Linked DNA regions of Homo sapiens: all the other regions are linked to region 3. Evidence: read pairs that join two places in POLR2A ChIA-PET (ENCODE). Cell type or tissue: OCI-LY7. All regions are shown on one strand. Region 1 overlaps RABGAP1L (RAB GTPase activating protein 1 like). Region 2 has its middle 1.6 kb from the start of GAS5-AS1. Region 3 overlaps RABGAP1L (RAB GTPase activating protein 1 like).

Evidence for each region. ChIA-PET counts read pairs that join two places held together with the same protein. Peaks named below come from ENCODE experiments on the same cell type or tissue, not always from the same donor. Only the 100,000 strongest peaks of a DNase experiment are listed, where the experiment ranks them.
Region 1: POLR2A ChIA-PET joins it to region 3 with 5 read pairs; 21 of 35 experiments call an interaction of 5 or more read pairs at or near these places.
Region 2: POLR2A ChIA-PET joins it to region 3 with 6 read pairs; 1 of 35 experiments calls an interaction of 5 or more read pairs at or near these places.

What each region holds. Positions count from the first base shown.
Region 1 is chr1:174,979,592-174,982,091 of GRCh38, reverse strand. The region is part of intron 23 of RABGAP1L (RAB GTPase activating protein 1 like); the gene reads right to left. Among named protein-coding and RNA genes, the nearest start is that of CACYBP, 19 kb to the left of the region's middle. In OCI-LY7, no CTCF peak of the experiment used is centred here; no DNase peak of the experiment used is centred here.
Region 2 is chr1:173,860,365-173,862,864 of GRCh38, reverse strand. No RefSeq gene overlaps it. Among named protein-coding and RNA genes, the nearest start is that of GAS5-AS1, 1.6 kb to the left of the region's middle. RefSeq lists silencers at 137-266, 1,314-1,464 and enhancers at 518-1,234, 1,235-1,951. In OCI-LY7, no CTCF peak of the experiment used is centred here; DNase peaks (open chromatin) are centred at 24, 644, 974 and 1,814; H3K27ac peaks cover 1,862 bases.
Region 3 is chr1:174,814,130-174,816,629 of GRCh38, reverse strand. The region is part of intron 19 of RABGAP1L (RAB GTPase activating protein 1 like); the gene reads right to left. Among named protein-coding and RNA genes, the nearest start is that of RABGAP1L-AS1, 140 kb to the left of the region's middle. In OCI-LY7, no CTCF peak of the experiment used is centred here; DNase peaks (open chromatin) are centred at 1,039 and 1,299; H3K4me3 peaks cover 1,040 bases; H3K27ac peaks cover 2,236 bases.

The DNA.
Region 1 (2,500 bases), 170 kb before region 3:
CTAAAACTCTTATTAAGTAGGTTTGGCAACATAGCATAGAAATTAAAAACTTAGCTGCTGGAGTTAAATGTGAGTTTAAGGCAGGCCAGCTCCATTTCTTTATAGCTTTGTGAGCTTGGGCAAAGTCATTAATCTTTCTAAGACTCAGTTTCCTCATGATTGAAAAGTGCTGTGCTATAGCAATCAAGTGGAAAAAAAAGTATGCAAAGGGGTTAGCATAGCACTTGGCCAATAGTAAGTGTACATTAAATAAAATATATTCTTCTTATTGATTCTGAAATAAGGTGCTAACAAGTATTAGAAATGGTAGAAATAGGTGCTTTCAAAGGAAAAAATCTAGATAAATAAGTATTGGATGTTCAAATCCATTGTCTGAAATAAGAATCTTTTATTTTAGAAAAGTGGATGAAAGGTGGGAGGATCGCTTGAGCCCAGGAGGTCAAGGCTGCAGTGAGCTGTGTTCAGACCACTGCATTCCAGCCTGGGTGACAGAGCAAGACCTTGCCTCACAAAAAAAAAAAAAAAAAAAAAAAAAAAAAAAGATGGAAAAACAGGGGATGTGAAATTTTAAAGTATAATTTTGGATAAAAACATATATGGTCTACCTCTATTATCAAAACAGACATTTAAAAAATCCCACCCAGTCTACTCAAAAATAGCTCTGGTGATGAGGGCTTGCTTGCTGAGTTTAGTTTGTTGAGTTTCATTCCAATTTCTCCAGATCCAAGCCTGAGGAACCATTAGTAGGACGGTATTGACTGATGTTAAAAAGAAGAGATCACCATGGTAGATTCTGCAAACCTTAAACCCTTTTAAATAAGCCAAAACATTATGCATAGAGCCAGTAATAGCCAATTCCAACTATAGAATGCATTTAGATTGTGTCTTATATCCTTATCTTCAAACAGATGGGTCTGTTGCCTTTTGCATTATTTCAAGGGCTTGCCAGATAATATTCAAGAATAGTCCCCAGGATTACTATTTGAAGAGTGCTGCATTTGGTGGCCACCCATGGCATAATCTGGCAATGAAAAACATGCATTTGTAGCAATGGGAAATTCCACAGCACATAGTCTTTAATGTTCCTTGTATTGGTTAATGTCTACCACCTCTTCTCCTAGATGCCCACATTCGGCATCTCAGATCACCTTCAAGGTTTTCTCGTCTAGCAAAAAAAAAAAACAAAAAAAACTGTCTTTTGTGTCTCCCTTTTCTCTATTTTCGTTAGTTATTTAGTTCAGGGACCTGGTTCTTCTTACAGTTGGACTCTGGTATTCGCGGTCTGTCTCCTTGGTTCCACATTTCTTACTGGGACAGATTAGTGCCAATAATATGTCTTTGATTATGCCACTTTCCTGCTCAAAAAGATCCTACCACAAACAAAATAAAATCCAAGGTCCCAAGCCTAGCCCTGAAGACTTTCCTTGATCTGGACCCTAACGTCCCTTTGCTTCTCTTTTGTACCGGAATCTCTTACCAAATGAATTATTTTTCTCTTCACTAATCTACTTCCATGCCTTTGCACATCCTGTTCTCTCTTTTCTACCATTTCCATCCTCTTCTTTATCTTCTTTATCTCTACAGATCCAAGTCTTACATCGCCTTTGAAGCACAGCTCAAAAGGTTTCATTTCCCACATGTAATAAGTTTCCTTTCCTCTTATTTCTACGTAGGTATTACCTCCACATTATATGATAAGCTTCTAGAGAAGAAAACTTGAATTCATTCATCTTTTTGTCTGTCAAAGTATTAAGCCTCACAGAGAGCAGGCATTAAATAAACATATGTTGATTATCATAGAAGAGTAAAATAGCTCTAAAGTTTTATTTATCAATCGTCCGTGAATATGCGGATTCCTTATGGAAAGATGTTCATAATGTATTAGTGAACTAAAGCTAGTTACAAAAAAAAAGGATAAACAATACAATTCATCCTGTTTATATATATTTTAAATTTATTTATAAAGCATTTGTATAGCAACAATGCATATTCAATATATTACAATGATTAGCTAGAAAGACTGAGGGAGATTTGTTTTCTTTGTGCTTCTCTGCACTATTCTAATTTTCCACAAGAACACAAATTTAATTTATAAGCAAAAAAACACATTTTTTTAAAAAGTAAGTATCAGACTTCAGAGTCCTATGTGAAGTAGAAGACCCCAGGGAAATCTTTAGATCAAAAGATGGCATATGGTACTTTAATTAATTCTAGAAACCTGGAATTTGAACAGATAACTCAGGGTCTCAGCAATGAGAGGAGTCCTTGCCATGTCCAGCCAACAGGAAGGACAGGAAGATACCAGTAGATACCAGGAAAGAGGGCTTTCTGAGACCACTATGGTGATGGGGCCAGAAACATCCTCAAGAAGATGAGCCCTTTGTTAAAAGCATTTTAAGGTTCACAATAGAAAGCTTCCTGCTAGCATTGGCCTGCAGAGGGGAAGGCCACATAGCCATGTAGGAAAAAGAGTGCCTACCACATTCTGTACCATGGTAGC
Region 2 (2,500 bases), 950 kb after region 3:
TTCATTTCCTGGGGCTCACCCGAATGTCTCACACAGGCTGTAAAACAACTACCACCACCTGGCTGGGTGCTGAGGTGGGCAGATTACCTGAGGTCAGGATTTCAAGACCAACCTGGCCAATATGGTGAAACCCCATCTCTACTAAAAATACAAAAATCTAGCCGGGTGTAGTGGTGGGCTATTGTAGTCCCAGCTATTCGGGAGGCTGAGGCAGGGGAACTGAACCTGGGAGGCTGAGGTTGCAGTGACCCGTGATCCTGCCACTGCACTCCAGCCTGGGTGCCAGGGTGAGACTTTCTCAAAGGAAAAAAGAAGGCTGGGCGTGGTGGTTCATGCCTGTAATCCCACCACTTTGGGAGGCCGAGGCGGGTGGATCACACGGTCAGGAGTTTGAGACCAGCCTGACCAACATAGTGAAACCCCCATCTCTACTAAAAATACAAAAGTTAGCCAGGTGTGGCGTGCACCTGTAATCCCAGCTACTCAGGAGGCTGAGGCAGGAGAATTGCTTGAACCTAGGAAGTGGAGGTTGCAGTGAACTGAGATCATGCCACCGCACTCCAGCCTGGGCAACGGCGAGACTTGGTCTCAAAAAAAAACACACACACAAAACTACCACCACCTACCCCAATCGGTTACCCTTTACTTTTCATGTGACCACCATGACCTATTATGTGTTTTGTTCTTACTTCCCCCACAAGAATGTAAGCGCTTCAAGTTTATTCCTTAATGTTGGAAAAATGAATGAAACTGCAAATGTAGTAGATCAGTTTTTGGGGAGGTACCAAAGACAAGTTGGTAAAATACCTTGATTTTGAAGTGAAAAACGATGTTACATTTCAAAGTATCTTTTCGCCAGGTTATGGCTCAGGCTTCGAGACCAGCCTGGCCAACATGGCAAAACCCGGTCTCTACTGAAAAAAAGCGAAAATTAGCCGGGTGTGGTAGTGTGGGCCTGTAGTCCCAGCTACTCTGAACCCTGGAGGTGGAGGTTGCAGTGAACCAAGATCGTGCCACCTCACTCCAGCCTGGGCCTCCTAGGCTCAAGTGATTGTTGTGCCTCAACTACCTGAGTAGCTGGGATGACAGGTGTGTGCCACCACTCCCAGCTAATTTTTTTTTCTGTATTTTTAGTAGAGATGGAGTTTCACCATGTCAGCCAGGCTAGTCTTGAACTCCTGGCCTCAAGTGATCCAACTGCCCTGCCCTCCCAAAGTGCTGGGATTACAGGTGTGAGCCACTGCATCCAGCCAAGTTCTATTCTTTTTTTTTTTTTTTTTGAGACGGAGTTTCGCTCGTGTTGCCCAGGCTGGAATGTAGCGGCGCAATCTTGGCTCACTGCAACCTCCACCTCCCAGGTTCAAGCGATTCTCCTGCCTCAGCCTTCCAAGTAGCTGGGATTACAGGCGTGGGCCACCATGCCTGGCTATTTTTGTATTTTTAGTAGAGAGGGGGTTTCACCACGTTGGCCAGGCTGGTCTCGAACTCCTGACCTCGTGATCTGCCCACCTAGCCTCCCAAAGTGCTGGGATTACAGGCGTGAGCCACCGCATCCAGCTTCTTGTTCTCTCTTTTATATATAAGTGCCATTTGCTGAATCAGAAAACTTTTTGACAAGCATATTAAAAGATTTCAGTTGTATGTAGTAGCTCATGCCTGTAATCCCAACACTTTGGGAAACCAAGGTGGGGGGATTGCTTGAGTCCAGGAGTTCAAGACCGGCCTGGGCAACATAGTGAGACCCTGTGTCTACAATTAAAAAAAAAAAGAAAAAAAAAGTGAGCCGGGCATGATGGTGCATGCCTGTAGTCCCAACCACTCATGAGACTGAGGTGGGACGATCGCTTGAGCCCAGGAGGTTGAGGATGCAGTGAGCTGTGTCACACCACTGGATTCCAGCCTGGGTGACAGGGTGAGATGTTGTCTCAAATAAAATATTAAAAATTGGATCACCTTATTCAGCATTCTGTTGTTTAGCAGTTTTGGAATTTTAGTTGTTAGTAAATCTTGACCTTGAGTACACGTTATTTTGATATTCTGTGTGACAAAATGGGAAGTATGCATGAAGCACATCTGCCATAAAGTATGGATGTCTAGATTTTTTTTTCCCTAGAAAAAGTAGTTACAATTGTTTGAGATACAAGCTGAACTAGCTGCTTGTTTTCACAGAACATTTTTAGTTTGAAAAAACCTGACAAATTGATTATTCATATTTTAGGGGTAATTTTGGCAGAGATTTGCTCAAAAAAGAACAAGTCAGCTTGGAAAAAACTGATGGCATTTGTTGCCAATGATAAAACTCAAGCTTCCAAATGAAACCTAAAATTTTGGAAGGCTTGTATACACTTCTGTGCCCTTATAGCTTCCTCAGACTTAGACTTTTGTAATGGGATTGGTGGTAATATTAATTAATGGTATTTTGTTTTAGATATTGTATATCAAAATGTGTCAACATTTGGAAGATTTGCATAACTCAGTGAACCAATATTTTCCAAATGAT
Region 3 (2,500 bases):
TGAATCATAAATCATAAACCAATCAAATACCTGACAGTTTCTGACCAACAGGAATGGTAATTTCATCAATTCAACCTGATACAATATAAATGGTATTGAATAAAAATATGTAGAAAAACAGGTAATCAGATCAAGAATTATAAAGATTATGTGTATATGCACTTAATAAAGCTATATATTACGAGGCCTGGTGTGGTGGCTCACGCCTGTAATCCTAACACTTTGGGTGGCCAAGGGGGGTGGATAACCTGAGGTCGGGAGTATGAGACTAGCCTGATGGAGAAACCCCATCTCTACTAAAAATAGAACATTATCTGGGCGTGGTGGTGCATGCCTATAATCCCAGCTACTCGGGAGGCTGAAGCAGGAGAATTGCTTGAATCCGGGAGGCGGAGGTTGCAGTGAGCTGAGATGGCACCATTGCACTCCAGCCTGGGCAACAAGAGCAAAACTCTATCTCAAAAAAAAAAAAAAAAAAAAAAGCTATGTATTATGTTACTAAGAAAAACAAAATGCTCATATGTTCATACAAAGAAATTCAAATTTCTGGTAATTCAGAGTCTCTGAAGCCAAAATCCAAGTTTAAGAAGCTCTGCAATGGCAGCATTTTTAACTATAAGGCAAAAATCAAAGTATGATATTTAATAAAAACTGACTCCCTGGGAAAATACAGGATATTCATATTAGGCACTTTAAACATCTTTTATTTAGGTCTTGATTTCAATATTAAAAGTAACCAAATGACTGTTCAAAGTAAAGCCTGATGGGTCAATATGTTTTCTGATTTTGGCCTAGTTGAAACCATAGGAACAGAAGGGTATTAGAATAACTTGGAGTCACATTAGTTAAATTACCAGTTTAGAAGCTATTGAAAATGTTCCTGATATTTAATGTCATACAAGTTTTGGAAAAATAAAATTATTTATCCAATCTAATGTGCTTTATTAACAAATCTTGTTGGTACACTCACAGAAATAAACCACATACAGAGCTAACAAGTTATTTTTTGCTTGCAACTGCTGCATCTATTTTAAAGCCAGTTTCAGTTTCACTGAAATCACTGGTTACAGTTCCTTAAAATTAAAGGAAAGTGATTATTTTGGGGGGTAATTAAATGGGAACATGTCCATTCAAAAAAGACACAACTATATACAACACCAACTTTGAAAATAATTTAAAAATGTTTAAAACTTGATTACTTTTGGCAGAAATTCTATCTTTAATCTTAAATAGGCTATGGATAAGGAGTTAAACTTTCTTGCCTATTCCATGCCTGCAGTCACCTTTGTCCATGAATGCTTTGTCTAACACATAAGTCTCAGTCTATAAGTCCATCATCTCCTAAAATTTCCAACTGCCAGCACAAGCTGCTGTAATGATGGCATGATGACTCACATCCTTACCTACACATGCACTTCCATTATTCATTGTAACACCTCGTCATCTACAGCCTCTCATGGGTTGTGGCAGATCAGAGTGGGGAACGGGGAGGTGGTAGGAACAGTGGGATAGGTCTTAGTGTTTTTTCAAAACTACAAGCTATTGTAAAATCGATTTAGTGGGTTGTGGTCAGCCTTTTGGTTTGGGGATTTTCTTGGGATCCGGGGAGAAGTTTAAAATACAATACAATACAATACAATAGGTTGGGCAATGGTGGCTCACACCTGTAATCCCAGCACTTTGGGAAGCTGAGACGGACGGATTACTTGGGGTCAGGAGTTCGAGACCAGCCTGGCCAACATGGTGAAACCCTGTCTCTACTAAAAATACAAAAATAGCCAGGCGTGGTGGCACATGACTGTAGTCCCAGCTACTCAGGAGGCTGAGGCAGGAGAATTGCTTGAACCTGGGAGGTTGCAGTGAGCAGAGATTGTGCCACTGCACTCCAGCCTGGGCAACAGAATGAGACTCCATTTCAAAAAAAAAAAAGGAAATACAATACAATAGAACAAAAAACATCAGAGTGCCTCAGTGTAAGGGTAAGTATCTCTTCAGTTATGTGTATGTAAGTACGTACATATAGTCATGGTCTTGACATAAAAGCAACCAAAATATAGGTCTTGGTTTAAAAACAATTTTAGACCTTTGGATTGGAGACCTACATTCTAGTCCCAGCACAATCCCAGCCCAATACTGGATGACTTATGTCTTCCTTCTTTCAGTTTCACCTCACATCTGCCTCACAATCATTCACTCTACAATTATATGTTATAAATGAAATGGTGTCCCGTGGATACCGTCTTAAATATCCAAGAAAAAGGCATTCTCCTTAGATAATGCAAAGAAAACCCCACAAAAAACTATTAAAACTTTACAAATTATTAAATTATTAAAAATTTTAAATTATTGAAATCTTATTAAAAGCTTTAAAAATATTCATATTTACCTATTCATGTCCAAAAAATTTATTCTGGTTGTACCCAGCACTTCCCTTCCAGGAGCAGTCCATTTGGATTATATTTTGAACTTGTTTTCTAACATTTTACGCTTCTCCATCTCT